2 separate regions of the Homo sapiens genome follow, and region 2 is linked to region 1. Evidence: read pairs that join two places in POLR2A ChIA-PET (ENCODE). Cell type or tissue: GM12878. All regions are shown on one strand. Each heading gives the region's core, and the rest is flanking DNA. Links, peaks and the distances in the headings are about the cores only.

The links. ChIA-PET counts read pairs that join two places held together with the same protein. Peaks named below come from ENCODE experiments on the same cell type or tissue, not always from the same donor. Only the 100,000 strongest peaks of a DNase experiment are listed, where the experiment ranks them.
Region 2: POLR2A ChIA-PET joins it to region 1 with 9 read pairs; 3 of 35 experiments call an interaction of 5 or more read pairs at or near these places.

What each region holds. Positions count from the first base shown.
Region 1 is chr5:179,850,715-179,855,104 of GRCh38, reverse strand. MRNIP (MRN complex interacting protein) reads left to right here. Exons shown (of 7, transcript NM_016175.4): 2 at 1,668-1,727. Among named protein-coding and RNA genes, the nearest start is that of MRNIP, 5.9 kb to the left of the region's middle. RefSeq lists an enhancer at 2,711-2,760 and a silencer at 3,303-3,462. In GM12878, for the core only: no CTCF peak of the experiment used is centred there; DNase peaks (open chromatin) are centred at 2,004, 2,357 and 2,520; H3K4me3 peaks cover 1,239 bases; H3K27ac peaks cover 1,426 bases.
Region 2 is chr5:179,710,831-179,715,220 of GRCh38, reverse strand. The region is part of intron 7 of CANX (calnexin); the gene reads right to left. Among named protein-coding and RNA genes, the nearest start is that of CANX, 14 kb to the right of the region's middle. In GM12878, for the core only: no CTCF peak of the experiment used is centred there; no DNase peak of the experiment used is centred there.

The DNA of each region.
Region 1 (4,390 bases), core at 139-4,138:
GTCTGCAGATCATTTGAGGTCAGGAGTTATTTCAGGTATTATAATTATGTCTATAAATAATGATAGGGTTTTCCGCTCCTTTATAATTTTTATACATCTTACAACTTTCTTCTAATTCCATTGGCTAGTACATCCAGAAAAAAATGGTAAATAATAGCGGGCAACCCTGGCTTGTTCTTGACTTCCATGTGGAATGCTGGTAAAGATTCTCCAGCATTAGAGTGGGTTTTAGGCATTTTATATGTTAAGAGAGAACACATCTAGTCAGGTTTAACAAGAATTGAAAATAAATGTTACGGAATTTTTTTTAGACCCAAGTTTAACAAGAATTTAAATATTATGGAATTTTTTTTACAGCTTCAATTTGAGTCTTACGGAGTGTTTTTGTTTTGTTTGGATTTGGTTTTGCGAGACAGGAATATTATGGAATTTTTTTTTACAGCTTCAATTTGGGTCTTTCAGAGTGGTTTTGTTTTGTTTGGATTTGGTTTTGTGAGACAGCCTCTTGCCATGCTACCCGGGCTGGCCTCAAACTCCTGGGCTCGAGTAGTCTTGGCCTCCCTCGTCGCTGAGACTACAGGCTCAAGCCACTGTGCCCAGCCCAATTTGATTGTGTTTCATACAGATAGCCAGTTTTCCCAGCACCAACCCGGACTTGTTAAATAGTCTGTTCTTTTCTCACTTTTAAAGTACCACCTTTATGATTATGATACGCTAAATGTTTACACATGCTTTGGTTTGTTTCTGGACTCCTTCCATCAGTTTTTAAAATTATTTCAGGCCAGATCCAGCCCTGGTGGCTCACGCCTGTAATCCCAGCACTTTGGGAGGCCGAGGCGGGTGGATCACCAGGTCAGGAGATCGAGACCATCCTGGCCAACACGGTGAAACCCCGTCTCTACTAAAAATACAAAAAATTAGCCAGGCGTGGTGGCGGGCACCTGTAGTCCCAGCTACTCGGGAGGCTGACACAGGAGAATGGCGTGAACCCGGGAGGGGGAGCTTGCAGTGAGCCGAGATTGCGCCGCTGCACTCCAGCCTGGGCAGCAGAGCCAGACTCTGTCTCAAAAAAAAAAAAAAAAAAATTATTTCAGGCCAGGCATGGTGGCTCACACCTGTAATCCCAGCACTGTGGGAGGCCAAGGCAGGTGGATCACTTGAGGTCAGGAGTTTGAGAACAGCCTGGTCAACATGGTGAAACCCCATCTCTACTAAAATACAAAAATTAGCTGGGCGTGGTGGTACACACCTGTAATCCCAGCTACTTGGGATTTAAAAAAAAAAAATTTCAGATCCAATTCCATTTGTTTTTTGTTTGTTTGTTTGTTTTTTTGAGATGGAGTCTCACCCTGTCGTGTAGGCTGGAGTGCAGTGGTGCAATCTTGGCTCACTGCAACCTCCACCTCCCAGGTTTAAGCGATTCTCCTGTCTCAGCCTCCTGAGTAGCTGGGATTACAGGTGCCCGCCACCATGCCTGGCTAATTTTTGTATTTTTAGTAGAGACTGGGTTTCACCATATTGGTCAGGCTGGTCTCGAACTCCTGACCTTGTGATCTGCCCGCCTCGGCCTCCCAAAGGGGGATTACAGGCATGAGCCACCGAGTCCAGCCCAATTCCATTTTGTTTTAAATAATTATCTGAGTTGTATTTCTGAAATTTCATTGCAGGTAAAAAAGAGTGTCAAGTGGACATGCAAAGCTTGTGGAGAGAAGCAGTCCTTTTTGCAGGTGAGTCCTACAAAACAGAAAGCAAGTGGGGCGCAGGCCTGCAGCGAGCCCTTCCAGGGAGTCCCAGCATGCCACAGCTGGGATCATCCTCTCTCAAACAGAGTTCCCCAGACACGGAGCTCCTGCTTCCGAGCTTCCTGTTCCTTCAGGAAGTGAAATGGATGGAGCAGAATCTGGAAAGGTACTGCCATTTGATTCTTCATTCAGCAAGTATTTCTTGAGTACTTTCTGTGTGCCAAGCACAAGGGGAACAGTGGAAAGTAAGCCCATTGTCATTCTTGCCCTCACAGATGCACTTGTGTGGAAGGGGAAGAGAAACTAATGCACACATGCATCTGCATAATTTAAAACTCGGCTGAGCACAAGGAAAGGAAAGCACTGGGGACTGTGAGAAGATGACAGAGGAATCAGGGCAGCCGGGGAAGGGCAGAGGCCGTTGGTGGAGGTGGAGGTGTGGGATAGTGGGCTCAGGAAGTGGAGGCAGGCAGGGGCAGGCTGTAAATGCTCTCATCCAGCTGTTTGCAGCTGGCATTCAGTACGTCTTTTCAGTCCATCCGTATTGCCCCTCCTGAACTCTAGGACCCCAAACTGTCCTGCATCCTTTGCCTTACTGAACTTGCTCTTTTCCTGCTCCAGCCCCAGTGCCACCTCTCCCTTCACCTCTCATCTTTCCTCTCCTTCTACAGCCATGTGCTTTCTTTCTGACCTTAAACCCAAATTTGCTCCCTCTTCAGGCCTTTGTGCTCACTGTGGAGTTCCCCTCCCTCTTCTCAGTATCCTATGGAAGTTACATAGTCATGTGTTTATGCACGGATTGTCCATCTAAGGCTGTAAGTTCCGTGAGAACAGAGGCTTTTTATTTGCTGGTGTATCCGCAGCACCTAGCACAGTGCTCGGTGTTTGTGGAGTGAGTAAGGAACTGGCCCAACCTTGTTGGGCATTTAGGTTGATTTCCCTTTTGACTGTTATGCACAACTCTACCGTGAAGCTTTTCACAAAAACCTCTTTATCCACGTGACCAGCTGTTTACTGTTTACTTAGGACAAAGTCCTAAAAGTTAAATTGCTGTTTTTTGGGGTTTTTTTTTTTTTTGACATGGAGTCTCTCTCTGTCATGCAGGCTGGAGTGCAGTGGCGCAATCTCGGCTCACTGCAACCTTCGCCTCCCGGGTTTAAGCAGTTTTCCTGCCTCAGCCTCCTGAGTATCTGGGACTACAGATGCATGCCACCACACCCAGCTAATTTGTTTTTTGTATGTTTAATAGAGACGGGGTTTCACCATGTTGGCCAGGCTGGTCTTGAACTCCTGACCTCAAATGATCCACCTGCCTCCGTAGACAAAAACATTTCATAATGTTGGTGAGTGCCTTCACCTGATATTTTTTATTTTTTTATTTTTTTTTAGACGGAGTCTCGCTCTGTCACTCAGGCTGGAGTGCAGTGGTGCGATCTCGCTCACTGCAAGCTCCGCCCCCTGGGTTTACGCCATTCTCCTGCCTCAGCCTCCTGAGTAGCTGGGACCACAGGCTCCCACCACCACGCCCGGCTAATATTTTGTATTTTTAGTAGAGATGGGGTTTCACCATGTTAGCCAGGATGGTGTCAATCTCCTGACCTCGTGATCTGCCCACCTTGGCCTCCCAAAGTGCTGGGGTTACAGGCGTGAGCCACCGTGCCTGGCTGATATTTTTTTTAAAAAAGGGAAAAAAAACACTTCAGAATGGGTTCAGCAAAGTTAAAAAATAAATAAATAAATAAATAAAGTGCTGGCAAGGTAATGAGATCTCTTAGGGAATCCAAGGGCAGAACTTCATCCCCGGTCCCTTGAAAAACTAGCCCCAAGAACTGAAAAGCTGCCAACAAGCCAGACATCAGCTTTTCCTGCCCATCACCCAGCTTCTCCCTATATCTTTACTCTATTTTCTCCTCTCCTTCCCTTTCTGTTTCTCCCCAGACTGTTCAGTCAGATTCTCTGCTCCAAGTCCATAGAATCTCATTCCAAGCCAACTGGAAGAGCTGAGTCTCAATTATAAATTCCTAGGAGAAGCAACCTGGTTGGCCCAGGCTGACTCGGATGCCCACCTCTGGTCCAGTCAACTGGGATTGGGTCTCAGAAGAGAGGGGCTGGCTTACCAGGTAGGCAGACACCCCACATGGTGAGCATGGCTTGTTTGAGATGTATATATTTCTACATTCTCCTTGAGGAAGCCTTCTTACTCCCCTCAATGCCTCTGTGCTGTGTGTGGTATGTGGTGTATGGCTGACTAGGCCACAGTAACAAACACACCAAAATTGTGGTGGCTTAATACAATAGACGTTTCTCTTGCTCTCATAACAGTCCTGGGAAGATGATAAGGTCAGCAGGGCGCTGCCCTTGATGTGGTTGCTCAGGGATCCAAGCTCCTGCCATCTTGAGCTGCTTCTATTCCCTGAGGCTCATCTGTAGCTGCTTCTAGCCACTGTGCTTCTAGCCACTGAGAAGGGCAGGTGCTTGGAGGAGCTACCGAGAGGCTTTGAGGGCCAGGCTGGGAAGCAAGTGACAGTGCCATGGAAAGAGGCTGGTTTCGTGGCCACCCCTGACCACACGCACACTGGAAAATGACATCTAGTTTTCGGGAAGAATGCGCTTCAGTATCCATCCAGCAGTCCCTGCCCTATGGAAGA
Region 2 (4,390 bases), core at 184-4,183, 140 kb after region 1:
TGATGTATATTAAAGCCCAGATTCCACACCTAGATATCTAATACACAGGAGACTGAGTTACAGCACATCCAAACAAGGAATCCTATGCTGCTGTGTCAGTGATAATGAAAATGAATATTTCTGTGAGGAAGAACTTCACACTCTTTTGTTGTTAAGAAACGGGTGTGGTGGCTCATGCCTGTAATCCCAGCACTTTGGGAGGCTAACGCAGGTGGATCACTTGAGGCCAGGAGTTCGAGACCAGCCTGGCCAACATGGTGAAACCCTGTCTCTACTAAAAATACAAAAACTAGGTGGGCATGTTGGTGCACACCTGTAAACCCAACTACTTGGGAGGCTAAGGCACAAGAATCGCTTGAACCTGGGAGGTGGAGATTGCAGTGTTTCTGTCTCAAATAAAAAAGGGCCGGGCGCAGTGGCTCACGCCTGTAATCCCAGCACTTTGGGAGGCCGAGACGGGCGAATCACGAGGTCAGGAGATCGAGACCATCCTGGCTAACACGGTGAAACCCCGTCTCTACCAAAAATACAAAAAATTAGCCCAGCGTGGTGGTGGGCACCTGTAGTCCCAGCTACTCGGGAGGCTGAGGCAGGAGAATGGCGTGAACCCGGGAGGCGGAGTTTGCACTGAGCGGAGATCGCACCACTGCACTCCAGTCTGGGAGACAGAGCGAGACTCCGTCTCAAAAAAAAAAATAAAAATAAATAAAAAAATAAAAAAGTTAGATATAGCATGTAAAGTTGTATATGTGTATATACACATATTGACAAATATATATCACAATGCTGATGTTTAAGATAATTTTAAGTGACTTCTTTGTGTATGTTTTTATTGACATATCGTACTTGTACATATTTTCGGGGTACGTGTGATATTTTGATACATGTATATAATGTGTAATGACCAAATCACAGTCATTGGACGGGCCCAGTGGCTCATGCCTATAATCCCAGCACTCTGGGAGGCTGAGGCAGGCCCATCATTTGAGGTTGGGAGTTCGAGACCAGCCTGACCAACATGGTGAAACCCCAACTCTACTAAACATACAAAAAAATTGGCCGGGCATGGTGGCGCATGCCTATAGTCCCAACTATTCAGGAGGCTGAGGCAGGAGAATCGCTTGAACCCGGGAGGCAGAAGTTGCAGTGAGCTGAGATCAGGCCACTGCACTCCAGCCTGGGCAACAGAGAGAGACTCCCATCTCAAAAAAACAAAAAGAACAAAACAAAACAAAACAAAACAAACAAATCACAGTAATTGAAATATCTGTAACCTTAAACATTTACCTTTTCTTTCTATTTTATAGAGACAGAGTCTCATTCTGTGACCCACGCTGGAGTGCAGTGGCCCAATCATAGCTCACTGCAATCTCGAATCCTGGACTCAAGGGATCCTTTTATACCACAGCCTCCCGAGCACCTGGGACTAGAGGTACATGCTACCAAGCCTGAATAATTATTTTTTTGTAGGAACAAGGTCTCACTATGCTGCCCGGGCTGGTCTAGAACTCCTGGCCTCAAGTGATCCTCCCACCTCAGCCTCCCAAAAGCGCAGGGATTATAGGCCTGAGCCACTGCACCTGGCTCCATTTACTTTTTCTTTGTATTGGGAACAGTACAATTCTCTTCCAGCTCTTCTGAAATACACCATAAATTGTTCTAACTATAATTTCCCTACTGTACTATCAAATATTAGAATTTATTCCTTCTACCTTATTTCTGTACCAATTAACCAACTTGTCTTCAACCCCTCTCCCTCGCTTTAAGTGTTTTCTTTTTGCTTACTTATGGCTTCTGAATTTCTATACCTTAAATATGTATTACTTTTGGAAATAACAAAAAAAGGTTAAGCTGGGCTCAGTGGCTCACGCCTGTAATCCTAGCACTTTGGGAGGCCGAGGTGGGCGGATCAACAGATGGCCAAGAGTTTGAGATCAGCCTGGCCAACAAGGCTCTACTAAAAATACAAAAATTAGTTGGACATGGTGGTGTGTGCCTGTAATCCCAGCTACTGGGGAGGCTGAGACGGGAGAATCACTGGAACCTGGGAAGCGGAGGCTGCAGTGAGCCAAGATGGCGCCACTGCACTCCAGCCTGGATGACAAAGCAAGACTCCGTCACAAAAAAAAGAAAAAAAGGTTGTTATATTCTAGGCTGGGTACAGTGACTCACACCTGTAATCCCAGCACTTTCAGGAGCTGAGGCGGGCAGATCACTTGAGGTCAGGAGTTCGAGACCAGCCTGGCCAACATGGTGAAACCCGGTCTCTACTAAAAACAGAAAAATTAGCTGGAAAAAAAAAAAAATAATAATAATAAAAAAAAGAAAAATTAGCTGGGCATGGTGGCACAAGCCTGTAATCCCAGCTACTCAGGAGGCTGTGGCAAGAGAATCGCTTGAACCCGGGAGGCAGACGTCACAGTAGGCCAAGATCACGCCACTGCACGCCCACCTGGGTGACAGAGCAATACTCCGCCTCAAAAAAATTAAAAAGGTAGTCCAGGCGCGGTGGCTCACGCCTATAACCCAGCAGTTTGGGAGGCTGAGGCGGGCAGATCACCTGACGTCGGGAGTTTGAGACCAGCCTGACCAACATGGAGAAAACCCATCTCTACTAAAAAAAAAAAAAAAAAAATTAGCCAGGCGTGGTGGCACATGCCTGTAATCCCAGCTACTTGGGAGGCCAAGGCAGGAGAATCGCTTGAATGCAAGAGGCAGAGGTTGTGGTGAGCCAAGATCACACAATTGCACTCCAGCCTGGGGAACAAGAGTGAAACTCCATCTCAAAAAAAAAAAAGGTTATTATATTCTTCAGAAAGAGGCATGCCTATTTATGATCTCAAACTAGCAGGAAAAGCTTCAATAAACAAACAAACCAAAAAAAACCCTGTATCAAAATGATTCAACTCAATTGTCAATTGTCCAGGTATTGGAGCATCCAAATAAGTTCAACTACAAGATACTTCTGAAAAACTATTTTTATTGGATTTATGTATAATTATAAATATAACTTATTCTATTATTCAACATTTCTCAACAACAACAACAAAAAAAAGGAAGAAATTAGATCAGCAAAGCTCTTTGTAGAAAAAAAAAAAAAAAACACCTTTTTTTTTGGAGTGGGGGACGGAGTCTCACTGTGTTGCCCAGGCTGGAGTGCAATGGCATGACCTTGGCTCACCGTGACCTCCGCCTCCCGGGTTCAAGTGATTCTCCTGCCTCAGCCTCCTGAGTATCTGAGATTATAGGCGCCCACCACCCCACCCGGCTAATTTTTGTATTTTCAGTAGAGATGACGTTTCACCATGTTGGCCAGGCTGGTCTTGAACACCTGACCTCAAGTGATCTGCTCGCCTCAGCCTCCCATCGTGCTGGGATTACAGGCATGAGCCACCATGTCCAGCAAAAAATACCAATTTTTTTTTTTTTTTTTTTGAGACAGAGTCTTCCTGTCGCCCAGGCTGGAGTGCAGTGTCACAATCTGGCTCACTGCAACCTCCGCTTCCAGGGTTCAAGCAATTCTCCTGCCTCAGCCTCCTGAGTAGCTGGGATTACAGGCACCCTCCACCATGCCCGGCTAATTTTTGTATTTTTAGTAGAGATGGGGCTTCACCATGTTGGCCAGGCTGGTCTTAAACTCCTGACCTCAGGTGATCCGCCCACCTCGGCCACCCAAAGTGCTGGGATTATAGGCACGAGCCACCATGCCTGGCCAAAAACACCTATTCTATTCTTAAAATTATCTCGAACCTCAGTTCCTGTGGAAAAGAAGTTTTTTGGGTTTTTTGTTTTGTTTTTTGAGACAGCATCTCACTTTGTCACCCAGGCTACAGTGCAGTGGCAAGATCATGGCTCACTACAGTCTCGACTTCCTGGGCTCAAGCAATCCTCATACCTCAGCCTCCTGAGTAGCTGAAACTACAGGCACATGCCACTATACTCAGTTAATTCTTAAGATTTTGTAGAGACAGGGTCTGACTATGTTGTCAGGCTGGTTTGGAACTCCTGGACTCAAGCAATCCATCCGATTCAGCCTCCCGAAGTGTTAGGATTACAGGTGTGGGCCACCATACGTGGCCAAGAAGCTTCTTTTAATGCTGACAAATTAAGGTCATTTCCCAACTAAGATACTAAAGTGAAGAGATTCTTTTCTTTCGTGGAGGGGGTACAGAATCTTCCTCTGCCACCCAGGCTGGAGTGCAGTGATACAATCTTGACTCAACTGCAACCTCTGCCTCCTGGGTTAACGTAATTCTGCTGCCTCAGCCTCCCGAGTAGCTAGGATTACACCAGCTACTCAACACCACGCCCAGCTAATTTTTGTATTTTTAGTAGAGACGGGGTTTTACCATGTTGGCCATGCTAGTCTCGAATGCCTGATCTCAAGTGA